2 separate regions of the Mus musculus genome follow, and region 2 is linked to region 1. The links are chromatin loops, found by intact Hi-C in ENCODE. Cell type or tissue: heart. All regions are shown on one strand. Each heading gives the region's core, and the rest is flanking DNA. Links, peaks and the distances in the headings are about the cores only.

The links. A loop is a pair of places that touch in the nucleus more often than their neighbours do. Peaks named below come from ENCODE experiments on the same cell type or tissue, not always from the same donor. Only the 100,000 strongest peaks of a DNase experiment are listed, where the experiment ranks them.
Region 2: a loop joins it to region 1, with 3 times the contacts of the local background. A loop is called at or near these places in 3 of 42 quality-filtered maps.

Annotation. Positions count from the first base shown.
Region 1 is chr15:81,864,301-81,880,326 of GRCm38, reverse strand. It overlaps Phf5a (PHD finger protein 5A), which reads left to right and starts at 8,435. Exons shown (of 4, transcript NM_026737.3): 1 at 8,435-8,514; 2 at 9,138-9,161; 3 at 9,829-9,995; 4 at 14,435-15,811. The coding sequence starts at 8,463. The coding sequence ends at 14,524. Aco2 (aconitase 2, mitochondrial) reads right to left here and starts at 7,864. Exons shown (of 18, transcript NM_080633.2): 1 at 7,779-7,864. The coding sequence starts at 7,814. In heart, for the core only: a CTCF peak has its summit at 5,615 (motif pointing left); DNase peaks (open chromatin) are centred at 7,906 and 8,406; H3K4me3 peaks cover 3,367 bases; H3K27ac peaks cover 2,365 bases.
Region 2 is chr15:81,919,151-81,935,176 of GRCm38, reverse strand. It overlaps Polr3h (polymerase (RNA) III (DNA directed) polypeptide H), which reads left to right and starts at 8,964. Exons shown (of 6, transcript NM_030229.4): 1 at 8,964-9,391; 2 at 12,672-12,768. The coding sequence starts at 9,281. In heart, for the core only: no CTCF peak of the experiment used is centred there; DNase peaks (open chromatin) are centred at 6,796 and 8,836; H3K4me3 peaks cover 2,358 bases; H3K27ac peaks cover 930 bases.

The DNA.
Region 1 (16,026 bases), core at 4,729-12,728:
TCAGATCCTTGTTATTCTTGGCCATCGCCTCCACAGTTCCAAGGCCCACTGTTCTCAGCAACTAACTGCTCAGCCCTTCCTGGCAGGGAAACCTACTGAGCTGCTCTTCTAGATGGGCAACCCAGGAATGCCTGTCAATCAACACTTTGTGGAGTGGAAGCATCTTCCCACACCTCCACTGCAGCTTCTAACAACATTTTCCCACCTCCAGTGATAGGCAACGCTTGGCACCTCGCCTAAGCATCTAAAGCTACACAATTCCCTCTAGCCAGCATGCAACCAGCTAGCTTGGTTGCTATGCAACTAGCAAGAACAAAAGTGGTGCTATCCTTTCCAGAAACAAGGATAAGTACAGTGAAGAGCCATGCTCCCTCCCCCACCCCCAAGTCACAGCCTCTAAATGTCTAGCAAAGGCAGCAGGGGTTCCTTTAATAAACAGGCTGATGGATTCACTCATCCCTCTAATTCTCTTTCCTCCAGTAGCAGAGATTGCAAGCTGCATATAAATCCTAAGCCCTGCTCTAGCCGGCAGATTGGCAGCCAGTTCTGCAGCAGCACACCGAGAAGGGCATTCACCAAAGCTCCTCAGGCACCCTTTGAGCCCAGGCAAGAACAAAGCTGCCATGTGAAACCCACACCTCTACCTCACTGGTATCTGGGGCAGAAGGCAATCACAGCCTCAAGAGACATACACTGAAACCAGTGGGGGTCAACTGAACTGTTCACCCCATATCCAGCCTACTCTCCAGAGATCTGGCTTCTACACCCTATCCCAGGGGAGGGCTCTGGGGAAACAGGTTGGCTGAGTGGTCAAAAGCCCAAGTACTATGGTCCAATGCATCTCTGCAACCAACATCTGGCTGTATAGTGTGTTACCTAAGACCTAAGATGAATTAGTCAACATCTATGGGCCTCAATTTTATCATTACAAAAGCAGGCTGGGAATGCTGACATTTTAGGGTTACTGTGAAGGACAAGTAGGTCAACCCTGGTAAAAGACCACCTAGGACAGACAGATCTCTGAATTTGAGGCCAGCCTGGTCTATAGAGCTAGGTCCAGGACAGCCAAGGCTACACAAAGAAACCCTGTCTCAAAAAACAAACAGACTTTTGAAAAAAAAATGTCCTAGGTCTGTGACAAGTAAAAGAACCTGAAGTCAGTATGTGACAACTGATATGATTCCAGTTCCCCCAGGCCTGAGCTCACAGCTCCAACATCTACAACAGCAGTAAGTAGACTAAATATTCATTACCACATCTGGGTATCAAACCAGAGGGCTGAGTCTGTATTGAGGGCCAGCATCTAAATATTACTTCAGCCATGTATTATATAGTATTTAAATTATGGCTCTCTCATAGCAAGAGAGGGCTTTGACCCTCATTTGAAGTCAGCTCCATTGGTGAATTCAATGATATCACAAGGGATTATTTATAAATACCAACAGGCTGGGCACGGTGACTCACACCTTTAATCTCAGTATTTGGAAGACAGAGAAAGGCAGGTCTGATTTTGAAGCCTGTCTGGTCTACATTGTGAGTTCTAGGCAGCCAAGGTTCTATAGTGAGTGAGACCCTGTCTCAAAAAGGGGGTGGGGGCCAGGCGGTGGTGGCACATGCCTTTAATCCCAGCACTTGGGAGGCAGAGGCAGACAGATTTCTGAGTTCGAGGCCAGCTTGGTCTATAGAGTGAGTTCCAGGACAGCCAGGGCTACACAGAGAAATCCTGTCTCGGAAAAAAAGAAAGGGGGGGTGGGGGGTGGGAGCTGGGAGGTGGCATATGCCTTTAATCCTAGCACTTAGAAGAGGCAGAGACAGGCAGATCTCTGAGTTAGAAGTCAGCCTGGTCTACAGGGTGAGTTTTAGGACATCCAGGGCAATACAGATACAGAGAAACCCTGTCTCAGAAAGCCAAAAAAGAAAAAGGAGGAAAAAAAAAAAAAAGAAATAAAGAAAGAAAGAAAAAGACCCGGTCCATAAGGACCTGATCACATTCACACAACCCATGTAAAAAAGCAGCTGAGTGTGAGCTGGAATTGGCTCGGGGTGGTTAAGAGCACGTGTTGCTCTTGCAGAATGCCCAGATTTGATACGGTGCCTTGCAACCATATGTAACTCCAGACCCAAGGAACCCAACACATTCTAACCTCCTTGGGTGCTAGACATGTATGCACATGGTGTACATACATACATACATACATACAGACAAAACATTCATACATATACTAAAACAAATAAACTGGGCAGTGGTGGTGGCAAGACAGCAATAATCCCAGCACTCAGGAAGCAGAGGCAGGTGGGTCTCTGTGAGTTTCAGGATAGCCAGAGCTACACAGAGAAGCCCTGTCTGGAAAAACTGAAAATAAATGTTTTTTTTTAATATTTATTTATTTACTTATTTTACACATTTGAGTACACTGCAGCTGTCTTCAGACACATCAGAAGAAGGCATCAGATCCCATTATAGATGGCTGTGTGTCACCATGTGGTTGGTGAGATTTGAACTCAGGACCTCTGGAAGAGCAGTCAGTGCTCTTAACCACTGAACCATCTCTCCAGCCCAAATAAATCTTAAAACAAACAAACAAACAACCTAGGTGGAAGTAAATGCCTATAATTCCATTTATGTACTGTGTATGCATGCATGTGTACATATGGAGGTCAGAGGATAACTTACAGGATACTCTTCTCTTCTCCTATCCTGTTGGTGACAAGTCCATACCCAGTAAACCATCGTACCAGCAGTAGACTCTATCTTTTAAATGAAGGAGCTAAGATTGACGAACAATAGAGGCTCCGTTGGCTGGGGATGGGGAGGGTGTGTGTGGTGGCTTGAGACAGAAACTAACACATCCTCTCTATGCCTTACCCCACACCTGATGGTCCTGAGTACTTGACACACACAATCACATGACTGTCCAGTGAGACAGAAAGTCATATGCTCATTTTGCAGATGAGGAACCTGGAAATCTTAACTGCTTTGGTTCCATCATTCCAGTCCTGATTCTAAAACTGGTCACCTCTTGCTTGGACTAAACTTTGTAAAATGACTAAGAAATCTATTCTCCATGCCCTCCAGGAGCTCCAATGAAGCTTCTACAGGTGCACTGTGGGACACCCTATAGAATTCTGTGCCCAGTCTCAATGTTGGGAAGGGACTACTCATAACATTCTAAAAAATTGGGATTGACAAGATGGCTCAGGAGGGAAAGGTATTTGCTGCCAAGCCTACTGACCTGAGTTCAATCTCCGGAACCCATGATAGGAGAACTGACTCCCAAAGCTGTCCTCTAACATGAACACTCACTGTAACAGGGACATAACCTCCTCCCTCAACAGAATAAATGTGTGTTAAAAAACAACAACAAAAAAAGAAGCCAGTCAGTGGTGGCGCACACCTTTCATCCCAGCACTTGGGAGGCAGAGGCAGGCAGATTTGAGTTCAAAGCCAGCCTGGTAGTCTACAGAGTGAGTTCCAGGACAGCCAGGGCTACACAGAGAAACCCTGTCTTAAAAAAAAAAAAAAAAAAAGAAGAAGAAGAAGAAGAAGAAGAAGAAGAGGAAGAAGAAGAAGAAGAAGAAGAAGAAGAAGAAGAAAAAGAGGAGAAGGAGGAGGAGGAGGAGAAGGAAGAAGAAGGAAAAAGAAGGAAGAAGAAGAAGAAAGAAGAAGAAGAAGAAGAAGAAAGAAGAAAGAAGAAGAAAGAAGAAAGAAGAAAGAAGAAAGAAGAAAGAAGAAGAAGAAGAAACAACAAACAAACAAAAAAGAAAAAAAGGAAAGAAACTTCACAATTTTTTTCTATCTTCTTTGTTAGGGTATCCTCCTCCACTACTAGCACTTTAGTCTCAGAGATCCCAGGTTTCTCTGAGATCCAAAAGGAGGCAAGCAAGCACTCTTTGACCTCTGATGGCCCAGCACCTACACAGCAACTCATTATTCTCCTCAAGCATAAATCAGTAATGTTATTCCATGATTTAAAATGGTCTAGTGCTGGGGCTGGAGAGATGGCTCAGTAGTTAAGAGCATCAACTGCTCTTCCAGACGACTTGGGTTCAATTCCCAACAGTTCACAACTGTCTGCAACTCCAGTTGCAAGAGACCTGATGCAGTTTCAGCCTCCATGGGCACTGTATGCATATGGACAGACAGAGAGACAAACCACACATGCAAGTAAAATAAAAATAGTATTATGCCACCACCAGGCATAACCACATCTTTTATTTGCCTAATTGGTAATTTTCTGTCTCCTCTCTTCCCTTAGTCTCAAAAGCGCTGAGGCTACAGGCAAGCGCACTGCACCCAGCTTGGCTTTCCTAAGCTTGTTTACTTGACACTCCCAAAGCCTTGACCAGTGCTAGGCAGCAGGCATAGTAAACATCTCAGGAGCAGTTGGTTCAGACAGCAATGCCATGTTCTGCTAGTCCTCAACACAGAATGCTGGTTACCTAAGTCTAAGATCTAAAGTTGGTCGACTAATGAGTTTACAAACTTTTTCCAGTTAAAGCAGCAGTTGGTCCCAGGAAATCATCACAGTGATTAAAATTCAAAGAAAGAGGTTTTGTGGTTTTGGGTTTTTTAACATGAAATTATGCAGAAAACTTCTGCCACAGACGTCAGACTTCTTCGCAGTTAACTACTATTCTAGAATTACTTGCAAGAAGTTGCATGATTTCTCCAAGGTCATACTAGAACCCAAATCTCAGTGCAACATAGCAAAGCCAAAAACCTTTTATTTACCTATGTCAAATGCACCAAGATAAGCATTAAAACAAAAGAATATGGCTTTTTTTTTAACAATCTCATTCTCTATTTTCTTTGTTTTGTTGCTAATCTCTCCACCTGGTGACAAGTACTGTCAAAAACAGTAGGATGTTCTAAGTTATGGTCCGAGGCTGAGTCTCACTGCCAAAGAGCAATACACTGCAAGTTGCTGCCCTCCAGATTTGGAATCAGAAATGTGTAGATCCAAATCACAACACATTTATCAAAAAGTAATGATAAAATCCCTTAAAGGAGTATATAGGACTTTTATTGGTGTCAGGTAGGGTTTTATATACTTTGCAATTATTACTTGATTAAAAAAAATGTATTAGGGTACTGAAGAAACAGGTAAAGAGACATGGGAGTAATTTACTGACTATCACAGTTACTTAGCACTAAAGCCAGGATTTAAACCCAGGCATTCTAATGTATGAGTTCATGCTGTTAAGCTTTAAGCTTTATTGCCTCTGTTTCTTCACCTGAAACACTGTTGCTCATAGGTCTGCCTCATCCCAGAGACATGAGCAATTACTAGTTCATGTAAGGTAAATGCTATTGGACTGATATCAGCTGTTCTGTAACCTCCATCACATTTGGTCCAGCCAAAAGAAGGTGAATAAATAATCAAGCCCAGGAAGATCTCTAAGGGCTCATTAGAATATGTATACACTCCATAAGCACAGGGACTGGATGCTAGAGCCGTGACTCAGTGGTTAAGATCACTGCTACTCTTCCTGAGGACCCAGGTCCACTGGCTATTCTTCCAGAGGACTCCCAGCACTCACATGGGGGCTCACTACCATCTGTAACTCCAGTTTCAAGGGGTCTGATTCCCTCTTCTGGCTTCTGTGAACACTGCATGCATGGACACGGTACACATATGTACATGCAGGTAAAACACCCATACACATAAAATAATAAAACTTTACATACACTGAAAATGAAAACAAAACAGGGGTTGTCTTCTTACCAGTTTTTCTACTGGCTATGGTTGCACATGCCTGATCTCAAAGCACTCAGGCAGCTGAGGCAGGAGAATCAAAAAGACAAGGCTGGCATAAGCTACACAGTAAGACCAGTCTCAAAAACAAAAACAAAACAAGAAAAAGAAAAGAAAAAGCCACAAATGTTTATGAAGTAATTAGTGCATGCTAGAGATTGATCAGACAGAGCTATTAAGTAGTAAATACAGCTTCTGAGATGCACGCAGCACAGAAGAGGTAAATGAAAGATGTTCTCAGAGTACAGAGTCAGCAGACATTGCCTGAGACAGGGTGGATTTGGATGCACCGGTACATTGAAAGGATCAGAGTACTACTCACTCACCTTAGCTGAATGAACACATGAGGAGACTCTGATTTTAATCCTGACTACAGCAGTCATCCAAGCTCTCAAGGTCTTAGATTCTCCACATTTAAAAGAAGTTAAACTACATCATTGTAAACACATTCTAATTCCTCATAATTAAATGCTCAATAAGCCTTGTTTAATGAAAACAATCCACAACTGATAGAAAAAGAACTTAGAAAGTTATGGGTACAAGGTCATGGATCATGGAAGGACACGAACTATAGCCCAGATCTCTTTCTACACCATTCTAACACTCACTTTCTAAGGTCCAAATGTGACATAATTCTTTTCTTACAAACTCAAAGGTCATGTATCCTATTAAATAGTCTTTGCCTGACTCCACTAAATCATAGGACAGTGGGGTCAGGACAGAACTCATCGTACTGTCTAAAGAATCAAAAGAACCAGAGATAATTTAGCTGCAAATCCCTTTCATTGGCCAAAAGTTAAATGATTTGTTCAGATAAATGAGTTTGATTTTGCAGTTTGATTTTAAGTAATTTGATAAAGAAAACTTCAAATGATAATGCCTCCTGGGAGTAAGGCACATAATTTTTAAAAATTATTAATTCTATGTTCCAAGTTGATCCAAAACAAATTCACAAAAGTAATCATGAAAGGTTGCCAGAAAATGTCTACAGTTATTTTATGGATTTCTTTTTATGAACAAAATACATTCTTTACAGTAAACATTATACGTTTCTAGGGCTGTAAGGTTAGTAGTGGGAAACCATCTGACAGGCATAGTCAATTTTCTAGACGTCTCATAACAGTCAAGGTCAAACTGTTCACTCTTCTCATCTTTCCACCTAGTATCTGGAAAGCAACTATCGGTGACTTCAAAATATTTGATTCTGTATTCTGACAAATACAAACGATCACACCCTGATTCAGAAAGTTCTGTGATATTAGCTGCCATGAACAACAAGAAGAGAGGGTCTGCAGGGTCACTGCTCAGGCTATGATCCTTTAGTGACACCATGAAAGCCACTACTTTGTCTATATCTTCCAGTTTTTCCACCTACCAAGTTGGGGGAAAAATTATCTCACATCTATGTCGTCAGATAAAACATCTGTAACATTAGTAAACAGCCTTGACATCTGCTGCAAAGGTGAGAAAGCACTCTTATCGTGACTATTTATTATGGTGGGGCCCAGAATAGTCCTTCTTGTGTCTATGACCCCGAGTCTCCTCAAAGGGTAGTAGTGGATATAGCTTCTGCAAACTCCATGCCCGGCAACCACGGATAAATGAGGCGACGAGTCTCTGCTACTGGTGGGAAGTGAAGGCTTCAAGCACCCGGCTTTAGAGGAACCCACAACCACCGCGCCCCCCAATCACCTTGTCATCACCTTGAGGAACAGAAAACCACCCTGGGGGAGCATGGATTCCACCCTCAGAAAAAAAGGAGTGCCTCCACCCTGGACCAGGCTGCCGCTGCTTAAACCCAAGCTTGCCGGCGGGCGGGGATGGGAACTGCGAACAGCCTGTGCCAGGGACGCCTTGACCTAGGACAACGCAGGAACCCACAAGGGCGCTGGGCCTGCAACCGCGACAGGTGCACGGAACGTCAGCCGCGAATCGAGCCCGCCTCGCCTGGCCTCGCCTACAGCCGCGGGCAAGGCAGGAGGCTCCCCGCCCCCGTAAACCCACGTCTCTGGGCTCGCTTACCTGCAGCCGGGTGACCAGGAGGCTGTAAGGCGCCATTTTGTGCACTGACAAAGATGAGGTCGCATGAAAGTGACGTGACAAATGGCGCCCTTAAAAAAGCATCGAAGGGGGCGGGGCTTACAGAGAGACGAGTCAACCGCGAGGGTGGGGCCTCCTCCCGCAGCCAAGAGTGCAGATAGCACAGTGGGCGGGGCTTACATGACGGAAACCCGGCGTGGAAAGCAAAGATGCGGGGAAACTGCCAACTCGGCGTTCGGCGCAACCTTGTCACCTTTGCCCTTGGGTGTGGAAGCTGGAGGGGAGGCAGGAGTTCAAGGTCATCCAGGAAAGAGAATATCCCCAAATCAACATACTTGGCGGAAGCATGCAAGAAGCCCTGGCGTCAATCCCCAACACAGAATGCAACATATGTAGAATTTTTACCCAAGAACAAACTTCAGTTTATGAGTTCAAATCTGGAAGTAAAGAGAATTTTATTCAAAAACCTTTGGTGCACCTGCAAGGACCTAGCGAGGAAACTCTCGCGAGATCTAGCCGGTTTTGGTGCCCCCCCCCACCCCCCGAGGCTAAAGGCTGACGGACAGCTTAATGGCCAATCACGGAGGAACGGAAGTAAGCACGCCGTAGGTTAAAGGTCGGGCGGAAGTTCCCTAAGCTTCCGGCCGCCGGCTTGGAAAAAGAGTTATGGCTAAACATCATCCAGATTTGATTTTCTGCCGCAAGCAGGCTGGTGTGGGTGAGTTGGGGACGTGCTCCCTTTTGGTTGAGTGGGATGGGATTAGAAAGTGGGGGACTAGGGACTTCAGCCTCCTCTTTAGGGCTCTGGTTTGCCGTGTCCACGTTTCGCGCCTTACGGTGCCTGGGTATTCTAGCAGCGCTCACCGGCTTGTGGCATCTTAGAAGAGGGCAGCAGCGCGCATCCGGGAGTCTAAGGCTGGCGGGATCCTCTGTGCCAGGTCTGGAGAAGCCGGTCTAGAATACTTTGAATTTTGGGGGGTTCCAGACATTTTTTTTATTTTTGACATGGCCTTTGGTGTAAAGCAAAATTTAGGGTCGTGGGCCGGGAACTCTTGTCTGTAATCCCAGCACCTGGGAGGCAGAAGGCTGGAAGATTGCTGCGAGTTCGAGCCTGGCTAGAGCTTAAAAGCTAACTCAAGCTACACAGTGGGATTCTATCACAAAAAAGTAGGGGGTGGGGGACAGTGGAGAGGGAGGAAAGGAGAATGTGACCACGATCCTGTACGGTTGACTGTAATCATTGCTACCTTCGCCATCCTCTATACTCAGTTTGACGAAAAACTTTGCTTGCTACCTCACAACCTTAATTTTAACGATGTTTTACTATCTTTGACCTTGCAGCTATCGGAAGACTGTGTGAAAAATGTAAGCCGAACACGCCCTCTCAGGCCTTGACACCTTTACTCTTTGAAGAGTCGTCAATTCCAGTGGAACAGCAAAGAAGTCTTTTTTTGGGGGGGGGGGTGTTTTAAGACAGGGTTTCTCTGTATAGCCCTGGCTGTCCAGGAACTCACTCTGTAGACCAGGCTGGAACTCAGAAATCCGCCTGTCTCTTCTTCCCAAGTGCTGGGACTAAAGACGTATGCCAACACTGCCTGGCTAGTAAAGAAGTCTTAAATAGATAAACCAGCCTGCAGAGGATACTAAATACCTGGCTGCCACCAAAGACTGCCCCACCATCCTCCCACTTAAGCATGCAATTTTTAATACTTCATATTTAGGTTTTGAAAAAAAATGTCTACTTTTGGACAGTAAGATTTGTCAAGAGTAGTGGGGACCTTCCCAGCCCAATGACATTTGTCAATTTGTTGACAGTAACTACATAGACTTAAAAGCTCCCAGACACTAATACAAACTCTTTCCATGAACTACTAAACTGAGACGGGTACAGGATAAGGCTTATGCTGTCAAGGTAGAAGAAGGTCCTAAGGTCACTGTCAGAAGGAGACTAGTGATTTCCCGCATAGGGCAGAGGAGAGATCTTAGGGGAGTAATCGCTATTGGCTATAACTCAGTTCTCCTCTCTCTACAGGTGACGGCAAGTGTGTGATCTGTGATTCCTACGTGCGTCCCTGCACCCTGGTCCGCATATGTGATGAGTGTAACTATGGATCTTACCAGGGCCGGTGTGTAATCTGTGGCGGCCCCGGAGTCTCCGATGCCTACTACTGTAAAGAGTGCACCATTCAGGAGAAGGATGTGAGTGTAGGCTGAGCTTCCTACCCGCTCTTCTCTTCCTTTTACTTTGAACCATTTTGCCATCCATGGCCACCTCTTCTGATCTGGGCTGTGGAGATTGCAGTGTTCAGCTAGTTATCTAGGTAATTTCTTCAAGCCTGTGAGCCAAACTGGGTGTGGTCTAATAAAGAGCAGTTACTCTGTATCAGGGCAGAATGGAAGAGAAGCAAGTCTTCATTGGTATCAGCAGTTAGGAGAACTTCTCCATGTACCTTGCTGTCTCCTGCGAATGGGTGTGTGGACAACCTGCTGAAGGCAGTTCTCCCTGTAGACTCTGGTCCTGGCGGTTGAGTGCAAATGTTAGGCTTGTCAAGTGTGTTTACCTGCTGTCTTAGTTAGGTTTCTTCTCAATGATACAACAAGATTAAAAGCAGCTTTAAAGAAAGAAAAGGTTTTCTTCCACACCTCCAGGTAACAGTTTGTCGATGCGGGAGCCACGGAGGATCGATCACTGCTCTTTCCCCTCCAGTTTGCTCAGCCTGCTTTCTTACTGCCTCCAGTTCCACCAGCCCATGAGTAGTGCTACCCACACTGGGCTGGGCTCTCCCATGTCTGCCATTAATCAAGAAAGTGCACCACTGGTCGAACTAGTGGGCCTTTCTCAATTGAGCTTTCATCTTTTAAAATGACCCTAGTTTGTGTCAGGCTGACATAAAGTTAGCCAGGGCAGCTCATTTTTATTCCTTTTTTTGTTTGTTTTGTTTTGTTTTGTTTTGTTGTTGTTTTGGTTTTGGTTTTTTTGAGACAGAGTTTCTCTGTGTAGACCAGGCTGGCCTCGAACTCAGAAATCCGCCTGCCTCTGCCTCCCGAGTGCTGGGATTAAAGGCGTTCATTTTTATTCTTAGCCACATGTAAGATCCTCTGTTTGTGTGCTAATGAGTACGTCGGTGCTGTGTAGAAGACACTCAGTGGCTCTGCCTGTATCTGTCTTCCTCTTTTTCTCACAGACATAGGTGCCAGTGTGTCTCAAAATGGCCTGGAACCAAAGGTCCTCCTGCTTCAGCTTCCTGAGTGCAGAGGTTACAGATTTGTACCCACATAGTGGTTCTCTGGGCAGGGATGTAGGATGTGGCAGCTACTGAGGTAGCCTTGCTATGTTGGCCCTGGCTGGTCTAGTGCTCATTATGTAGTCCAGGGTAGCCTGAAACTCAAAGCAGTCCTCCTGCCTCAGCCAGCCTCTTAGATAATAGGATTACTTGCCCAACTTGGTTCTCTTAAATCCACTGTGATTAAAGACAGTTTAGGTAGATCTGGTGGTCACATGAGTTAGGGATAGTTATAGTTGATACCAGCTTTAAGTAAGAAGAATGGTATCATGTTGCAAATTGGTTGCTGGTCTTATGTTTTTGTTTCTTGACTGGTGCAGAAAGGAAACGTCTATTGCTTGAGTAAAACTAAGTAGAATATAGTCTGGCTGGACTAATTGAAGATGCTGGAGAACCTAAGCAAGGAGGAGACAGCTGAGCATGGTGGCGCACACCTTTAATTCCGGTACCTGAGAGGCAGAGGCAGGCAAATCCTATGACTTCAAAGTCAGACTAATGTACAGAGCAAATTCCAGGACAGCAAGGGCTACAGAGAAACCCTGTCTCAAAAAAAAGGGCAGAACATAGCTCTAAATATTCCCATGTGTGTGTAGGTTTGTAGGTGTAATCGCTTCCTCATCCCTCACACAGTGTAAGTAGAGGTTATCGTTTTTCTAACCTGTCCCAGGCTGTCTGACTAAACCATGTGTCCACATTACACCATGTGGTCCTTTCTTGAGGCCTTGGTGTGTGCTCGTGTTAGAGAATTAGCACACTCTGCATGCAGATGCTACTCACCGCCAGTCCCGGAGCTCTGTATGGTGCGGAGGCGGATGATCTGCGGTAGCTGCACTCTGGGTTGTGAATGACGATGTAATAAAGGGAAGTAAGGGAGGAAACGGGGAGCAGGAGACAGACAGCAACACATCCTCAAGTCGGGGTCCCACCACATCAGCAGAACGTGCCTGGGAAGCCACATCCAGGCATTTAGCTAGGGCTCCCAGTTGGGAGCTTTTTCTCCATGGGTGAATGTCAGGCTTCTCTTCCCTGCAGCCTTTTATAGCACAGGATAAACCTGTTGGAAGTGGTTTGCTTCCGTGGTGGTCTCGAGGCTTCAGTGTCTGGTTTAATTTCTTTGTTATATCTGTTTACCTGTGTGTGGGCATGTGGTGTCAAGAGGACAGCTTGTCTGGAGTTCCTCTTCTCTCACGGGAAAGTGCTTTGGGCCAATGAGCCATCTTGACAGCCCAAAGCTGCTGTAAGCCCTTACCTGTTTGCTGGTTTTCCCTGTCAGTGTTAGGAAGCAAGAGGGGTAGCCCGACCCAGGATGGAATGTAAGACCAGCTGAACGGCTGAAGACGGGTTTATGGTGTTGAATCCACATTGTTTGGGGAAAGGAGAAAGTGTTGAAATCATAACTTGGGTTGGCTTGAACCCTCTCCTGCCCTTAACCCTCTTTCCAGTTACCTGTGACAACTAGAACTAGATTGGTCATGTTCTGCCCTCTACCTCTCCTTTTCCTGGATGTGGGTAACGGTCTCATTTTCTATGTACTACAAGGATGATACTCCATTTTTGGTACTGCCCCTAGAAGGTGTTCTGGGAGACGCGTCTCTCCACTTTGCACATTTGTTGTTTAGGAATTGGGACGTACTTAGTGTAATGGAAAGAAAGGATTCACTCAGTTGTTAAGCAAAAGGGTTTCTGTTGAGCTTTCACAGATACAGCTAGAGTCTGTCTGGCTCAAGCTTGGAACTAGAGAGTGATTACTCAATGGCAATTGCCATCTGACTTGTCTGCGTCCATCGTGTGATCCGATCCCTTTACATCCCTGCCCCTGAGGATGATTTCAGACCTCACTCCACCTACTCGGCATCATACAGGAAGGCTCGGGGGATACTTGAGCTCAAGCTCACAATTACTCGGCACGAGTTTCCAAGGAACACAGAGCAGTACTGTGACATGATCCAGCCTCTCACCCTTACTGACAGATGATCGTGTAGAAGAAGTGCCCTGGCTTTTGCCTGTGCAGAAATCTTCCTGTGCTAGAAGCCACTCCCCTTATTGTTCACCTCTTCTACAGCTTTTATAATTTATAAGGTAATTAATTAGGTCAGTAAGCTTAGCTGAGTTTTTCAAAACCTCAAAAATAATCGGGACTCAAGAGTTGGGCATGGTGATGCATGCCTGTAATTCTAGCACTTGGTATGCTGAGGGGGAGAATTGCCAGTTTAAACCTGGTCTGTGGCCGGGCAGTGGTGGCTCACACCTTTAATCCCAACACTCACGAGGCAGAGGCAGACGGACCTCTGGAGTTTGAGGCCAGCCTGGTCTACAGAGTGAGTTCCAAGGCAGCCAGGGCTACACAGAGAAACCCTGTCCTTAAAAACTAAATACAAAATAAAACCAGTCTGATACTGTATCACAAGACAGAAAGTCTACCAGGAGAGCAGTGTCCTCAGGCCTTGGTACTAGAGGGCTGATTTTTATGTTTGCTCTTAACCCCAGGCAGACACTAAGAAAATAATTAGCACTTGCAGAGTTTTACAAGTATTTTTACTCATTTTGAAGTACGATGGTTGAACCAAGGATTTTACACAACCCATCCAGGGTCCTCTAGACTAGCACCTGTCCCTGAGGCCAGCACTTCAGCACTCGGGTTTCTCTCATGAGGAATGAAGTCCTAAGGAATATGGTAACGGTTGGCTAAGGAGTAAAGTAACTTGGCTAAGAGTCAACTTGAAGTTGCAGATGATAGAATATTAAATGAGATAGAAGGCAGCATGCTTGTCCTGATGTTCCCATGTTTAGTGTGCGCACTTCACTTCTCATCACTTCACTGTCATTTCTCAGACTGTTTCCTCTGTTGTCTTGTTATTTCTACTATTTTTACCTGGTTTATTTTTATTAGGATAGCTGGAAAGTTGAATAAACCTTTAACCCAAAAGCTATAAAATGGTCTTTAAGGGGCAACAAGATGGCCCGGTGAATATAGGCCTTTACTATTAAACCTGACCCTGAGTTCGGTCCCCAGAACCCACCTGTCTGAGCTCCTTGCACACACCATGGCATACATATGCCATTCTAAATAAATGTAAAAGTTTTTTTTAATTAAAAAGATCGTCTTTGAAAACTTATAAAAGAGCCAGGCTGTGGACACACTCTTGATCCCAGCACTCAGGAGGCAGAGGCAGGGAGATTGGGTCTTTTTCTTTTTGGCTGAGGGAGATGTTGGGGGTTAAACACAAGGGGCCAAGCATTTGGTTCTGGAGCTAAGGGCATAAGGTGAAGAGCTACGTTTCTGCTGCTCCTGGGGTAGGTTTTAAATCTCTTGAGACAGTTTCAAGGACTTAACAACTCTATTCTGTTTTTCAGAGAGATGGTTGTCCAAAGATTGTCAATTTGGGGAGCTCTAAGACAGACCTGTTCTATGAACGCAAAAAATACGGCTTCAAGAAGAGGTGATGGGTGGGTGGCTCCTTCCTCCCCCATCAAACTGCTGCAGCTGCCAGAATAGACGCCTACTACCACCGCCTAAAGGGAACGGAGCTGAGTGTCACCAGAGCAGCCTGCTAGTGCTAGTGTCCTGGCCCCTGCCACTAGCAAGTGCCCATGGAGCATCTGGCAGACTGGAGGAGACGTTGCTCGCTTAGTCCCTAGTTCCCTTTTTGTTTTGAGTTGGAAAAGCAAGGCTCTGTTCTCCACATTGATCCTTTCAACTCAAAAGCCTCAAAACAAGTTGGTGTGTGTCCTTGGTGATGAAACTGTCCCGGCAGAAGTGTGGTCTTGCAGCAGCTATGATGGGGTTGTCCTGTGACCCTCAGTGTGGCCAGGTGTGACCTGAACAGTAATGTGACCTGACAATTTGCAGGTGGTGCTGGGCTCGTGTTATTTTCCTTGTAAGTTGGAAGTTTCAATTACGCTAATAAAGTTGGCTACCTTCCCCGTTAACTTTGAACGTCTACTTTTAGTCATCTAGGTTTTGGTGACTAGAACCAACCTAGAGGCTGTGGGGCTAATGATGGACGGGCAGACTGGAGGAGACGTTGCTCGCTTTGCCCTCTCATGGAAAGAACTCAGAGGACCCTGAGGGTGAATGAGGCCATTTTAGTTTTAGGGTGTTTTTTTTTTTCCATATCCAAATTTTTATTTTTGTCTCACTCAATAGCTCAGGCTGGCCTGAAAACTATTGGTGATCCTCCTGCCTTAGCCTTTAGAGTCTTGACATTTCATATGTAAATGACCAGACCTGAGTTTTCTAATACCGATTTCAAAGAGATGTCCTACAGTAATGGTGAGGAAAATAAGATAAAATTAGGTTGATTAATTAGAGGAACTTTGGTTTGTTTCCTGCAGTGTATATAATTTATTTGAAGGGTATGTTTCCTTTTTTAAAAAATGTAAGATTTTGTGTATGAATGTTTTGTTTGCATGTATGTATGTGTGCATGCTTGGTACCTAGAGTTAAGGGCAGCAGACACCCCTGGAGTTCTGGGTGGATATGAACTACCATGTGAGTGCTGGGAATCAAACCTAGGGCCTTTTCAAGAGCAACGGTCATCTCACCAGCCCCAACAAATATCTTGTAAATTACCCAAATTAGAAAATTCAGCCATATCCATCTATGTGGGTCAGTTCATTGCTGCCTACTGATGGGAGAGTTGTCAGGGAGGGCGTTGGCCTTGTTTGTACTCCAACCTAGTAACAAAGTCATGGCAAGAAATAAACTTTTAAGGGTTTTGGTTTGAGTCCAAGAAAAAATTCATGGTCATATATGATATACTGCGTACAGTTAAGACCGCCTCTTCCTTGAGAATGAAATGAAGGAGAAGCAATGTACAAGCCACAGGGTGCACAAAGGAAGGAACTCAGGCAGGCTTGGTGAGCACCTCAGGAGAGCAAGATAAGCTTGGCCGCAGGGAGAAAGCTGATCCTGATAGGTTTCCAGGTGCTCGGCTCTTAGGCCA
Region 2 (16,026 bases), core at 5,014-13,013, 55 kb before region 1:
AGCACCGAAGAGGCCAAAGATTGCTGTGAATTTGAGGTCAGCCTAGACTCTATGAGAAGACCCCAGTGTCCTAAAAACAAAACAAATCAAACAAACCAGTGCGCAGTAGTTACGCTGCTTTTCTGGGGAGCCTGCATGGGTCCCAGCTCCCACGTATGGCAAGTCCTAACTGCCTGCCACTCCAGCTCGAGAGGGTTCCAACTCACCTGCACATATGTGGCACGTTCTCACACAGACACACAGACATGATACACATAAACAAAAATCATTAAAAAAAAAAACAAAACTTGGAAAGACATCCACTGGAATGAAGGTAAAGGTATAGAGAAGAACGGTAAAACAAGTAAGGGAAAAACCCTAATGAGAATAGTTCAGATGGAACTCAATCTGTAGACCAGGCTGGCCTCGAACTCACAGAGATCTGCCTGCTTCTGTCTTCTGAGTGGTGGGAATGAAGGTTTGTGCTGCCACCACCTGGTGCTTTGACCATTTTTATGCATGTGACAGATCCGCTCATTTGTGTAGACCTTACTGTACTAGAGAGGAGAGGGAGGACACCAGGAAGAAGGATTTGCCTGTGTTAGTGACCTGGTTATAGGGCGTTGGGATCCAACACCACACATACCCACAAGCCCAGAAATGTTGTTGCTGTGGGTTTTTGTTTGTTTGTTTGTTTTATTTTTTAGACAGGGACACACTAGAGAGCCTTGGTTGGCCTGGAACTCATTCTGTAGACTTGGCTGGTCTTGAACTCACAGATGTGCCTGCCTCTGCCTCCAGAGTCCTGAGATTAGGGATATGCACTGTCACATATGGCCCTTCCTAGAACTTTTTGGGTCAATTATGCTCACTCTTGGCTTCTGACAGTACAGGAGACAGTACAGGGCTGCCATCTGTGTCCACAGAGACCCAGAGTGCTGCCTTTATTCTAGTTCTGTTCTGAGCACCACACTGAGGAGCCTTCCTCTCTCTTTCGCTTCCCCATTTTCCTCTTTGTCTTGTTCTCTTTTAAAAACAAGTGAATGTCAGCTTCCTTTGAGACAAGGTCTGCCTGTTGTAGCCCAGATGGGCCTCAACCTTGTGACCATCCTGCTTCAGCCTCTTAAGAGCTGGGGTCACAGGCATGTGCTAACCAGTTTCTGCCTCCCTTGTAGCCCAGGCTAGGTTTGAACTTGAGCTAGAGGATGGCTGTGACCTGCTGAGCATCTATACCCTGGATGCTGGGGTCACAAGCATGTGCTACTGTTATTGTACCTTCCCCCACATTTTATCTACCCCCCAAATTCTCTACTCCTCTATCTCTTCCTTCTTCTCTCAGGGGGCTTCATTGTCTTACAGCCTAGAAGTAATAGACTAGCAGAACAGAGACCTGAGCTAGCCTTGAACTCACTAAGTAGCCCAGGCTGGCCTTAAACTCACAGAATCAACCAAATGCATCAACCTCTACTCACAGAAGAAGGCAAGGCACTGACCTGTGGGAACAGCTTGGTGTCACATGGTGGAGTGACCCACTTCTTCCTTCTCAGTCCCAGAATTCTTATTCCATTCTGGCCCAACAGAGCCAGTGACCCAACCTGGGATCCAATATTGGTGCTCTATCTGTCTTTCCAGTAGCCTTGAACTGAGTGACCAGGGAGGGGCCAGGGAGGAGCTCTCTGAGCTCTGAGGATGACCCAGGCTTGCCTGAGCCTAGAAAGCAGTTGTGGGCAGAGGGCCTGTGCTCAGGTGGGCAGAGGTGATCCATCAGAGGAACAGGTTGGGGCCAATACAGCAGGCAGAGTGGGGAAAGTCAGTGTTAGGAGTTGAAACGGGAGGGTGGGAGGCCGTGGAGTCTGGGATTTGGTCCTTTGTGGAGCAGGCTAAGGCTGGGGCTAAGGTCTTCGCATCCAGTTTCCTTTCTGACCCTGCCACTTGGTAAACACAGGCCGGAGCTGTCAGGCAGCGGAGCACAGTGAATGAAGGAGGAGGGCCCGGGTTTGAAATAGTGTGGTGATTAACCCACGCACGCACACGGAGAGACCACAGCTGTTCATTCAGGAAGTGAGCAGCAGAGATACACCGCCCACCCACCAGCCGCGGAGTAACAAAGAACTCATCTGGTTGCATCCAGGGCCTCTGTGTGAAGGCTATTTTTGTGAGAAGCTTGAAAATTCAAGCTCTTCTCCTGGAAAGCCTTCTCTCACCTGGGAGCAGCCAAGAGAGGGGAGGGGAGGACCTAACAGCATTGAAGTCCTCTGGACACACCTCTGTCTCGCTCCTGAAATCCACCATAGCCAACCGACAGACAGTGCCAGGCCCTGTCCAGCCCAGCGTGGCATCAACCCATTTAACCCTTCAGTGCACACAGATCCCAGTGGTGTCTATACGCCCTTAAGTTTAGGCGAGAGAGGTTAAGAACCTTGTCTGCCCAGGTGTAGTGGCTCATATGTGTCATCCCAGCGCACGGGATGTGAAGTAGGGTTGCCTTGCGTTTGAAGTCGGAACGGTCTGTCCACAAGTGAGCTCCAGGCCTGTCTTCAATTCATAGTGAGTCTCTGTCCCAAATGAAAGCAAAGAAAGAGACTTGCCCAAGGTCATGTAGCTGCCATTGCAGGTGATGTTAAAATGCAGGGTCCAAAAAGGCACGATGATGCATGCCTGTCATCCTAGCACTTGGGAGGAAGTAGGAAAATCAGGAGTTTGAGGGCAGCCTGGGCTACATAGTCACACTTTATCTTGGAGGGTTAAAATAAAAAGCTCAGGCTCTGTCTCCATGATATTCTTGTTCTTCCTCACAGTGCATCTGAAATGGCTTCTTATCCCCTGGGTACTCATCTCTGCTGCCATGGGACACATCGCCAGCCTGCACTAACATTTCTGCCCTGTAAACTAGGATGGCCCTTTCCACTCCCCTGCCACCGGCTGATCACTATTGTCACTAAGTACTATTCTGCCAGACACAATCTCTTTAGGCATTTTTTAAAAAAATTATGTGTATCTATTTATGTGTATGTCCCACATGCTCACCATGGTATCTGGGAGGAGGGTAGAGAGCAGTTTTGGAGAGTTGGGTATCTAATTTTTATTTTTTGGTATTCCTGGACAGGGTTTCTCTTGCAGCCTTGAGTGTCCTGGGACTCCCTCTCTGGACCAGGCTGGCCTTGCCTCTGCCATCGCCTGGCTAAATTTAAAAATCTTAAGGTGCAGAAAACTTACCCAATACTCACAAGAGTCTTTAGATGAAGTTTCTATTTTAGCAGAAGTTTTAGAGCATCACTTAAAACCAAGGAAAGGAGGCGAGAAAAGCAACAGCATTCCTGTTGGGAATACACTATTTTTTAGCTCTTTGAAAAGCATATAGGGGCTGGAGAGATGGCTCAGTGGTTAAGAGCACTGACTGTTCTTCCGAAGGTCCTGAGTTCAAATCCCAGCAACCACATGGTGGCTCACAACCATCCGTAATGACATCTGACACCCTCTACTGGTGTGTCTGAAGTGTACAGTGTACTTACATATAAATAATAAATAAATCTTAAAAGAAAAGCAAAGCATAGAATGTTTTCCTGGGCTATTTTGGTTTGCTCTCTCTCTCTCTCTCTCTCTCTCTCTCTCTCTCTCTCTCTCTCCCCCCTCTCATAGGCAGATGGCCAGTCTGACCCAAGACAGATTTTGGGGGAAACATTTTTGCTTTTGTTTTTTGAGACAGGTATCTCCCTGTAGTCCTGGCTGACCTAGAACTCACTCTGTAGACCAGGCTGTTCTCTAACTCAAAGATCCTCCTGCCTCTGCCTCTGCCTCTGCCTCTGCCTCTGCCTCTGCCTCTGCCTCTGCCTCTGCCTCTGCCTCTGCCTCTGCCTCTGCCTCTGCCTCTGCCTCTGCCTCTGCCTCTGCCTCTGCCTCTGCCTCTGCCTCTGCCTCTACCTCCAAAGTGCTGGGATTAAAGGTATTTGCCGCCACAGCCCATCTAGTTCTCCAGGATGTGGGTCCTGGGGGTCAAACTCAGGTCCTCAGGATATCTACAAACTCCTAGTCTGGCTCTTTTCTAGGGGCTGGAGGATCCAGAACAAAGCAGGAACTTCTGTGGAGAAGGCAATAAAACAACGTAATAACTACGTGCAGTATGTTAGAAGGCAATGAAGGTTTCAGAGGACTAGTAAGCAGGAAGAGGGGAAAGGAGGGCGGGTGGCTTGTGTTGTAAAAGGGGAGGGCCTGGGTCCTCCCCAAGAGAGACGCTGTGCTTCAGGGTCCAGACAGGAAGATGCAAGTTTATTTTATTACTTGTGCTGGGGATGAATCAGCCTCCATCTTGGGCTTGTAAGACATCTTAATGTATAGACAAGCTAGGCTCTTGCCTGTTCACGCTTAACCTTCTGTTTCTCAAGGATCAGGCCATGTCCCGACTATAACCTCAACTGTAAATGGTTCCACACTGCCTATGCCAGGGAAACAGCAGCCATGTCTTTGTTTCTTTAAATGTATTTATTTTATATCCCAACTGCCGTTACCTCTCCCTCTTCTCCCCCAGTCCCTGTCCCCCCCCCATTCCATGTCTTTGTTTGGAAATATTGATATGGTTATCTTGCTACCCTACCTTGGTTTCAAAAGGTTATAACTTCTTGTTATGGCGACCTTCTTACGTTCTGCTCCTGTAACCCCACCTATTTGCCCGCTAAATCCCCTCTTTGGAAACCCCCTACCTCTGAGCTATAAGAGCCCTTATCTTTCCCATGTCCAGGGCTGACTTTTTGAACCCCCACCTTACGGAGAGGCCCCCTGTGTATGTGTACAAGAATAAGAAAGTTGGCTTTAATTAATCGTTTGCTCTAATTAATTTGGCCCCGATGATCTGGGTCAGGGTCTTTCTCCTTGAATCTTTGGGATTAACACTGGGTTGGAACACAGGGCCTCAAACATGGCCAGCATGTGCCCAACCAAGGGCCTCCTCATCCCAGCACAAGAGTGAAATTTTCTTCATTTCTTTCTTTGAGGGTCTCACTGTTGTAGCTCAGGTTGGCCCCACACTCACTCTCTCCAGCCTCTGCCTCCTGAGAGATGAGATCACAAGACCGTGAAAGCACACCTGACCCCAGAGTGAGGATCCTTAATGTGGATTCGATGGTGTACGCTTCTAATCCCAGCACTTGGGAAGTGGACATAGGAGGGTCAGGAGTTCAAGGCCAACCTCAGACCCTCAGGTTCATAGTGAGTTCAAAGCCAGCTTGAACTATATAAAACCTATCTAAAAAGAAAGAAAGCAGAGAAGAAAGAAATTGGAAACAGCAAGGCGATTGACAGGTTCAGGCAGTTCTGCAGGTAGAGGGAGTCGAAAACCAGAACACCTGCTGTAAGAGGCCAAGGGCAGATTATTTTTTTAAGATTTATTTATTTTATGTATATGAATACACTGTTGCTGTCTTCAGACACTCCAGAAGAGGGCATTGGATCCTATTACAGATGGTTGTGAGCCACTATGTGGTTGCTGGAAATTGAACTCAGGACCTCTGGAAGAGAAGTCAGTGCTCTTAACCACTGAGCCATCTCTCCAGCCCCTGATTTTTTTTTCTTTTTCTTTTTCTTTTTTTTTCGTTAAGATATGAGAAAGAAGCAGGGCGAGGTGGCACACGCCTTTAATCTCAGGACTCGGGAGGCAGAGGCAGGCAGATTTCTGAGTTCGAGGCCAGCCTGGTCTACAAAGTGAGTTCCAGGATAGCCAGGGCTACACAGAGAAACCCTGTCTTGAACTCCCTCCCCCCCAAAAAGAAAGGTATGAGAAAGAAAAGGAAAGAAAACAAAACCTTAATTGCTTTTTTATTTGTTTTTATTATTTGGATAGTAGGCAGTGGCTTTGAACCCATGATCCTCAAGCTTTCAAGTTGTAAGTGCTGGCATTAAAAACGGGCAACACCACTTCCTATTTGGCATATTTTTGGTCTTTGAAACAGGATCTCTCTTTGTAGCACTACCTCTCCTGGAACTCACTCTGTAGACCAGGCTGTCCGAAAACTCTTAGAGATCCACTTGTCTCTGCCTCCCAAGTGCTGGGAATAAAGCTGTCGGCAGTATGCCCAGCCTTTCCTTTTCTTTTCAAAAAGCCCTGATTGCCTGTATTGCCTCGACTGGCCTCGAACTCCTGCTTACCAGCCTTCCTCCTAAATCAGGCCCCAGGGTGGCGGAGACTGCAGGCTGCCCCACTGTTGTCCCTGCACTTTTAGAGTTAACAATAAATCTTGAATGTCATTTTTTTTTCAAAAAAAAGATTTATTTATTTTATGTATATGAGTATACTGCAACTGTACAGATGGTTGTGAGCCACCATGTGGTTGCTGGGATTTGAACTCAGGACCTTTGAAAGAGCAGTCAGTGCTCTTAATCGCTGAGCCATCTCTCCAGCCCTTGAATGTCATTTCATAGCATCCATCATTCCTGTCTGTGCCTTTACATGCTTCTGTTAAAAGGTATATTATATATCTTGTCTTTTCCCTAGTAATATTTTCCTTCTTTAAACTGGGTCTGGTGTAACCCAGTCTGACCTGTGGCCTTGAACTTTTGACAGTCTTGCCTCACTCTCTCCAGAGCCTCAACCTGCAGTTTCCTTTGAAACCACTTCTGGCATTAGTCCTTCTCTGTAGGGCAGTGTGTGGCACCAAAAACTTGATTGCCATGGTCACCAGGGCCCAATTCCTAGGCTGTGGCGTGGGAGTTTCATGCCCTGCACCGCCGACCTGACCCGCTCCACACCCCGAAGAGCCCCAGCTCGTCTCCTCCCTCAGTCTTTCACTCAGTGACCACAATTCCGTTGCCCTTTTGTTCATTCAAATAAGCCATATTTTTAAGCCCTGGCCATCCGCCAGCCACTGATCTCGGTCCGGATGTTGTAGAGAGAACCCACACAATGGTCCGCTGCTGCAGAGGAGCTAGAGTTTGAGTTGCTTGTGTTTTTTGTAAACCACCCCACCAACCATGGAGCAAGGCACAGAATTAGTAAAGGGACCGGACTCTCTCTCTCTTTCTTTCTTTCTTTCTTTCTTTCTTTCTTTCTTTCTTTCTTTCTTTCTTTCTTTCTTTCTTTCTTTTTTTCCTTTCATCACATAAACCATAAACCAAAACTTCGTGCTAACAAATTGTTGAGCTGAATACCACAAAAGAGCACTGGACTGAATTCTGAAACCCTAGGTTCCACAGTCCACTGGCCTGGCCCCTCTCCAGCTTCCCATGCAGTTAATATCTAAGCCCTCAGGCTGTGGTTTGGCTGTTTCTGTCTCTGAGCCTAAGCTGTCCAGCTTCTCAGCGCCTAGGACCTCCTCACACTGACCAGCGTTGCTGCCTCCTGCTGCCAGCCTGTACCTCCTCCTTTCCAGAAGGCCACATAATAACCGTTCACCCAGCTGATGTGTCACTGTGTGTCATTTCCAGGATTCCATTCCCAACACCCACATGGTGGCTCACAATTCAATGGTCCTGGGGATCAGAGGTTCTCTTCTGATTCTCTCTCTCTCTCTCTCTCTCTCTCTCTCTCTCTCTCTCACACACACACACACACACACACACACACAGATGCAGGCAAAACACTTCATATACATAGAAATGTAAAACAAGTTACTTACTGATATTATGAAGATCATTGCTAATCAATTCTTACCTCTCCTGTCAATTCCCTGAAATACTTTGTTTCTAGAAAGGCACACTGTTGTCTTACATGTGTTATGAGACTGGGTTTCTCTGTGTAGCCCTGTCTGTCCTGCAGCTTGCTTTGTAGACCAGGCTGGCCTCAAATTCGAATTCAGAGAGATCCTCCTGCCTCTGCATTCTAATTGTTTGGATGAAAGGTGTGTGCCATCAACGCCCAGCCCAAAATGCCTTATTTTTTTTCTCCTCATTTTTTTTTTGGGTGGGGGAGGGAGTGTGTTCTGTATAGCCTTGACTATCTTGTACTCTCTTGGTAGACCAGGTTTGTCTTAACTCTCAGAAATTTGACAGTCTCTGCCCCTCCCAACTGCTGGGATTAAAAGTGTGCAGCAAGAAAATTTTTCTATTTTGTTTTTTTGAGACAGGATTATTCTGTTCAGTCCTGGTTGTCCAGAAACTTGCTCTGTAGACTGGGCTGGCCTCAAACTCTGAGATCCGTTTGCCTCTGCCTCCCAAGTGCTAGGATTAAAGACGTGTGTCACCATCATTGTTAGGCACCCCCCTTTTTCTTTTTAGAAAGAGTCTCAAACAAACAAAAAGTCTTTTGTACCTCAGGCTAGACTTGAATTCACTATGTAGCTGATCTGTGTTTTTTGTTTTTTGTTTCTTTTTGGTTTTTCGAGACAGAGTTTTTCTGTGTAGCCCTGGCTGTCCTGGAACTCACTCTGTAGACCAAGCTGGCCTCGAATTCAGAAATTCGCCTGCCTCTGCCTCCCAAATGCTGGGATTAAAGGCGTGCGCCAGCACTGCCCGGCCACAGGATCTCATTTGGTAACTCAGGCTGGTCTTGAACTTGCAGTGATTGTCCAGCCTCACCCTCTCTTGCGCTGGTATTACAAGCGTGAGTCTGTTTCAGCTGTTTAAGCTTTGTGTGCTGAGCTTTGGTGAGCATATCCATCAAATGCACCACTTAAAATGACATCATCCAGGAAGGCCCGGCGACCCTTTTCTGCCCACTCTCTTGGGTACTTTGTCTGGAGTAAAGACTATTTTGAACGTGTTAAATTTGTATTTTCAAAGGGTCTATCTGGCTGTTGTGCAAAAGAAAGACAATCAGGCTTGAAGTGCAGACTTGTCGCCTAGCAACCAGACTCTCTCAGGGGCCCGGGGTTGGCTTGCTTCAGGATGGGGCCCCGCCCTTTCGGCACTCTACCCCGCCCCTCTTCTCTCACTTGCGGGAGAGTGCTGGCGGCCCCGCCCACCTTCCGGCCCCGCCCCTCACGGGAGCCTCGCGAAGCTCTGCGACCCGCAGGGGCGGGCAGATGCTTCTTATTGGTCAGTTTTCCGGAAGCTGAGTTGATTTGGTTTGGCAAGCGCAGCGTTGCTGGACGCGCGTGGCTCCCGCGCGTGGTGCGGACGGAACGAGGCCAGGGTGGCATCCGGGGACGGGGAGCCGGCGCTCCTCCAAGGCTGGCGGGAGCGGGCCTCAGTTTCCTCCGGGAGACGAGCGTAGCTTCCAGAATTGGAGCCCAGGCCCTCCCGCGCAGCTCGGCTGCAGGTTTGGCTTGTCAGAGGCTGAGAAGGGACGGAGGAGGCTCGGGTCCCCCCCACCCCATCACAGCTCGCAGGCCCCCGTGCTTGGCAGCCTCTCCGGTCTCCAGAGCCCTAGCGCAGGATGTTCGTGCTGGTGGAGATGGTGGACACCGTGCGCATACCCCCGTGGCAGTTTGAGCGGAAACTCAACGATTCCATTGCTGAGGAGCTGAACAAGAAATTGGCCAACAAGGTACTGGGCCCTCGGGCTGCCCGGCAGTGTCCCTACCGGTCCCACTGCTAGTCTGGCTATCGCCTGGTTCACCCTTGGCCTTGCACACTTAACTTCATGTCGGGGTTTTTTTCCTTCGCATCCTTATAAACCAGACTTGGGTGACAACGTGTACACAAGGGAGTAAATGGGCCGGGCGAGGTAGTGCACACCCGTAATCCGAGCTTCTTGGCTATTGAGGCTTTTTGACGATCCTGTGTTCGAGGCCAGCGTGGGCAATATAGTTAGCCCTTGACTCAGACAAATTAAAAGCACCGAAGCTGCTGGCGGTAGCGCATGCCTTTAATCCCATAACTCAGGAGGCAGAAGCAGGCGGATTTCTGTGAATTCGAGGCCAGCCTGGTCTACAGAGGGAGTGCTAGAACAGCCAAGGCTACAACGGAGAAACCCTGCCTCAAAAGAAACAAAAAGCATCAGGATGCTGAACAGTGCTTGAATTTGCTTGACATTCGCGGAGTCACTGGTTCGGTTCTCAGGATTGCCAGAAAACAAAACGGAGAGAGCGTGTGTACAAAATGGGTTTGTAAAACAGAAACTGGAATATGCCTGTTTCCTCGTTCAATTACTGTGTTGTCTTGGCCAAGTCACCCTCTCTGGGCCTCGGTTTGTGTTATCTGTGTTGCCCACAGTGTGAGAGTAGAGGTGAGAGGATAAGCGTGCGGGTCTCTAGAATTGAACTCAGCTTTCAGCTTTAGAGGGAGGCAGCTGTACCGGCTGAGCCAGCTCAGTAGCCCCTTTCTTGTATTCATTTGGTTACTGTGTTTCCCTTTCTATGACTACAGGGGCCTTCTCGGACTTTCACTCTCTCCAATGGGAGACACAGGCTCTGCCCTTGTAGCCTAGTGAGAAGAAGTTGGCTTGAGAATGTCTTGTTGTAATGAGCTGGGGTAAATGCCATGAAGGACAGGCATTCACAGAGTGGGGAACAGGGGAGTGTCACCCGGGATGAAAGAGATGGGTGACTTCTGAGGAAACAGCCATTGCTCTGAGAGCTGATGGTGGGAAGACACCAAGTAATGCCTCGGACAGGCCTTTCTGTGAACTTTTCACTTTGGGACTGTGTCCAGGCTTTTGGGCCTGTCAAGCGGGTCACTACTGGAATGGATGTAGCAAAGTAGAGAGACTCTGTTTCGATGGTTGGAGTAGGTTGGGTGTAGAGCTGTGGAGGCAGTGCATTTAGCATGTGCAAAGGTCCTGAGGCAGGAGAGGCACAGAATGCTGGTGTAGCTGGAACGGAAATGTAGACGGAAGCCAGACCACAGAGCCCTGGAGGGCCTTATAGTCCAAGCTGTTCTTTACGGGTCGGTAGGATGTGATCTTCAGAGAGCCAGAAAGAAAGAGCGAGTTTGGCTTTTACAGGAGACAGGTAGTCCCTTATAGGAGACTGAGGCCCTAGGAGAAGGTACACACACAGATCTGAGGCTTGTCACATGGAGGAGGAGAGAGCTCACTGACAATCCTTTAATTTTTTTTGAGACAATCTCACTATGTAGCCTTGGCTGGCCTGGAACTTGCTATAGTCTACGTTGCCCTTCCAATCCCAGAGAACCATCTGCCTCTGCCACCCAGGTGCTAGGATTGAAGGTGCGTGTCACACCCAGTCTTAGTTGCTGCACTAGTGCTGTGAGGAAATACCATGAGCAAGGTGACAAGAGAAAGCATTTTACTGGGGGCTTACTGTTGCGGAGGTTGTCCTTCAGCATTGTGGTGGAAGCGTGCTGGCACACGTGGTGTTGGAGTAGGATCTGAGAGCTATGTCCTCCACTGCCAAGGGAGTAACGCTCGCCTGCTGTGGGTCTGTGAAACCTTAAAGCCCACTCCCACTGACACAAGAAGGCCATACCTTCTTTCTAATCTTTCTCAAGTTGTGTCCCTCTCCGATGACTTAAGCATTCACATTTATGGGCCTGTGGAGGTCACACTTAGTCAGCCATGACATCCAGGTCTGTCTGTCTGTGTCTGTCTGTCTGTCTTGTCTTTCTTTTTTTCTTTCTTTCATTACATGGATTTATTTTGAATGTGGGTGTATATACCACAGCACACATGAATAGGCCACGGCACAGCTCATAAGGAGAAAGGGGTCCTGGGATCTACCTTGACTGCTGAACCATTTTGCCAATACCATCTCCCCACATCTCATGGGACTTGAATTCACTTTACATCCACTGTGTAACCAAAGATGGCTTTGGACTTCGGATACCCCTGCCTCCCCCTCTCAGCTGCAGGGATTACAGGCAGAGATCACCATGCCCGGGTGAGGTCAGTTCACTGGATCCTGAGAGAGAAACCTCCACAGATGACGACTGCTGGGAGCTCTGCCCCAGCTCTGAAGTGCTCTAGTCCCTGAGCAGCTCTTGTGAGGGCTGTGGCTAGGGGTAATATTGGTGGTAGACATGTAGACACTGAGCCAAGTCATTTAGAACACCAGGGTGTGTTAACACCAAGCTGTGTGGGCTTCTGGTCTGCGGAAGTGCTTTGGCCACATATCCCTGTCTGTGTGTCTGAGGCGGTGTGAGAGTGATGGAGTTCTCAACACTTCCTGGCTGTGATCTGGGGCACAGACTTTGGGACACTGGGATGTGTAACTTTTTTTAAAGAAAGATTTATTTATTTATTTATTTATTATATGTAAGTACACTGTAGCTGTCATCAGACTTTGGGACACTGGGAAGTGTAACTTTTTTTAAAGAAAGATTTATTTATTTATTTATTTATTTATTATATGTAAGTACACTGTAGCTGTCATCAGACATCCCAGAAGAGGGCATCAGATTTCATTACGGATGGTTGTGAGCCACCATGTGGTTGCTGGGAATTGAACTCAGGACCTTTGGAAGAGCAGTCAGTGCTCTTAACCGCTGAGCCATCTCTCCAGTCCCCTGGGAGGTGTAACTTAAGCAGGGACAGTAAACTTGGTCATTGTGGTCTGACCCGGCCACCGGTCAACTTCATGTCCATCCTATCCACTTAACGCTCTAGCTGCTGTCTCAGATTTGAACGTGGAAAGTTGAGGCTGAGAGGCAGAGTAGTGTCCTTGCTGGTCCCGCAGGGAGGAGGCAGAGCTGGCTTGTCACTCAGGCCCTGCTCTTTCCAGAGTTCTGCATCCTGAGGTCCCTGCCACAGTCACCTCCTGCAGTCTCAGCTTATGTCCATTAGTGAGAGGGATGCGCAGAGCTTGCTTGTGACCCTGAGGGTTTCGGAGGAGCCGGGCCCTGGGGTGACTGCATGCATGTGTGCACAGGTCGTATACAACGTGGGACTCTGCATCTGTCTGTTTGATATCACCAAGCTGGAGGACGCCTATGTGTTCCCAGGGGATGGAGCATCCCACACCAAAGGTGAGTGCTTTCTCTTGGGGTTCGTTTCTCTGTAACAAAAGATGAAGCTGCCATTCGTCTTGAGGTGGTGGGAGACCTGGGCCCCAGTCCTAACTCTTCAAGGAATTGACTTCAGTGACTGGGCACTCGTGCCCTCTCTGGGCCTGAGTTTCTTTACCTGTGAGACATCAGTGTGGATGACTACAGGTAAAAGCCACCAGTTTGAGATTGTGGTTCAGCCTGTGTGTCCCTAGGGCTCGATCTAGTTAGTGCCCCTGCTACCTGCCACCCCCATACTGCTCATTGCTTGGTGGTGAGATGGCCCGCTAGGCAAGGGCCCTAAGCTGCGGCTGTTAGTGCCTGGAGAGCAGAGAGCAGGGGAGAGCAGGCCAGTTGGGTCTACGGACCTAAAGGGGAGGTAGGACACAGCGATTAAAAGTGTCCTTTGGGGCCAGCAAGTGGCTCAGGGGTAACTAATGTGCCTGTTACACAATCTGGAGAACTGAGTGCGCAGCCGTGCCCGCTGATCTCTGTATTATGGTATGTATGTGTGCGAGGGCCTGCGCAAATGCACGCGTGAGGCCTCTGAGCAGGAATGCTGATGCAGGACTGTAATCCCAACACTTGGGATATAGGAATAGGAGCATCAGGAGCCCAGGCCAGCCTGAGCCATCCAACAGTGACAGTGGAGTCTATACTTGAGGGCTTCCTGGAGGACTAAGGAATTAATACAGTTGAGCTCAAGCTGGGCCTTGGCACTGAGGGAGTGTGGGGATCCTTGTCTCTGTTAGTTCTGTGGGCTGCTTGGGTGGTGGTCCTCTGGGCAGTTAGCCAGGGCTGGTCTGAAGTTCTGTGCCTAAGTATGTCTTCAGCATACCTGGATGCCATTGGCCAGAAGATGCCACATGGCTAAAACTAAGGGCTAGAGAATGAGACTCTGCCCCTTGTTGAGGGAAAATGCAGTAAAACCGAAAGGTCCGTGCATCTGCTGGGCAGAACCTGCAGGAGTGGTGGGCGGAGCTTGTGGCCAGGGCGTCTCTGTAGCTTTCTCTCCTGGCACTGGACAGCAGTGTAGATCCGCAGCCTGCCCAGCAAAGTGACAGACAGAAAAGCCACAGTGAGCCTTGTCTTTGTGTTGGCCATCTTCATAGCCCAGAGATAGGTGGGTGAGTGTCCTGGGGTGTTTGGAGATAGCATGGGGTCTGTGCGGGCACTCTGCGACTCATCAATTGAGCCCCAGGAAACAGGCTGTCTTTGTGTGGACTAGGCATTCTCGTGAGGAGAAAAGGGAGCCCAGAGTGGAGAACGCTCTGAGGAGCCCTGTTCTCAGAGAGGAGTGCCAAGCCACGCTGGGCTCTGCACTTGGCCAAGGGCAAGGCTTCTGTTTTCAGAGAACGCTGTGAGCTAAGCCAAGAGCCTGTTGTCCAGAGGCAAGGGCTAGAAGGTATCCAACCTGAGGAAGGCCAGAAACAGTGCTGCCCTCACACTGGCAATGTTTGGCACTTGCTCTCCAGGATTGGATTGGATCGCCCCAAACACCCTGCTCCCCCTACATTTCTTGTCTCCTGGTGGGAAATGTCAAGTACAAGACCCATGTTTGACTCTGGCTCTGAGCCTAGGATGGGGCCTGGGCAGCTAAGCACACTGTATCACACCATGCGAGCGCCACTCGGGCTCTACAATCCTTGGAGGGCCATGGAGCACTGCAGGAACCTCAGAAACTCAGGGTCAGACTTGGGGCAAGCCTCTTTATTCCTGAGCATTTTTGCTGGCCCTCTTCTGCTTTCTGGCTCACCAGACCAGTGCCGCATGTGAGTGGAATCAGGAATTTGTCCTTTTCACAGAAACAGCACACCCCAAGGGTTGGGGAGCACCCATCCTGGGATCTGTTTGCTTTATGCCTGGTAACTAAAAGCCAATGAAACATGCCCTGGGCAGTCTGGGGGCAATGAAGTACAGTCCTGGGGATGGAAACTCAAGAGCCTCATGCCACATCTCTAGTCTTTTATTGTTTTAAGACAGGGTTTCTCTGTGTAGCTCTGGCTGTCCTGTAACCCACTATGTACACCAGGCTGGCTTCGACCTCACAGAGCTCTAATTCCAGGGTTCTGGGATTAAAGGCATGCGCCATCATACCCAGCTCCAGCCTTCCTTTTTTTTTTTAATATTTATTTATTTATTGATCTATTTATTTGTTTGTTTTTTCTTTTTTTTTTACTTTTTTTTTTTTTTTTTTTTTTTAAAGACAGGGTTTCTCTGTGTAGCCCTGGCTGTCCTGGAACTCACTCTGTAGACCAGGCTGGCCTTGAACTCAGAAACCTGCCTGCCTCTGCATCCCAAGTGCTGGGATTAAAGGGGTGCGCCACCACTGCCCGGCCCAGCCTTCCTTTTCGAGGCTGACTGTTGTTCTACTGTGTGTACCCTGAGGTGCTCACCGCTTGCTTTCAGACATGGTGGTCAGGCTGTGGGCCCTGGGTTCAATGCTGTGCTGTCCCAGCACATGCCCAGCTAAGCAGGGCTTGGGCCTGGCAGGAGCTTTGAGCTGAATGCTAGGTCTTATGGAGGGAGGGCACGGTGTTCCATCCTGTGCGTAAGTCACCCATGGCGAGACTTAGCAGAAGCCTCGGTCATGTTCAGGTTGTCACCTCACCGAAGGTAGAGTGCAGTTGGACAGAGCCAGGCATGGTAGGCCCTGATGTCCTAAGATGGGTGCTGGCAGGCTAGGCAACTGAAGGAGTCCTGGTAGAAGCCAGTGCTGGTAGTGGGTCTGTCTGAGGAAGGTGCGTTCAGCATGGTGGCCTTGTCTGCGATTCTCAGCTTGTGGTCACAACTCTTTGTGGGTTGAATATCAGATACTTGCATTAGGATTCATAACAGAGCAAAATTACAGTTATGAAGTAGCAGTGAAATGATTTTATGGTTGGGGTCACCACAGCATGAGGAACTGTATTAGGAAGGCTGAGCACCGCTGCCTTAGAGTCTATCCATGGCTGAGTGGGCAGAACTGTGTGGTTGGAACAGGACACAGCCCCTGAGCTGCCTCCTCTTCCTCTGTGTGGTAGAATACGGTGTCTGTCACAGGAGGCTCATATGGGCAGTCTGCTGGCAGAGAGCATCTTCCTGGGTGAGAGGGCCAGTGAGGTGTGGCCTCTGCTGTTGGCACAGCTTCAGCTGGCATTTTCCTTGGGTTCAAGTGAGCAGGAACCCATGAAGTCACCTATGTGTCGCCCTCACCACAGCCGAGGCAGGCAGCCTCGGCATTTTTAGTATCCTAACCCA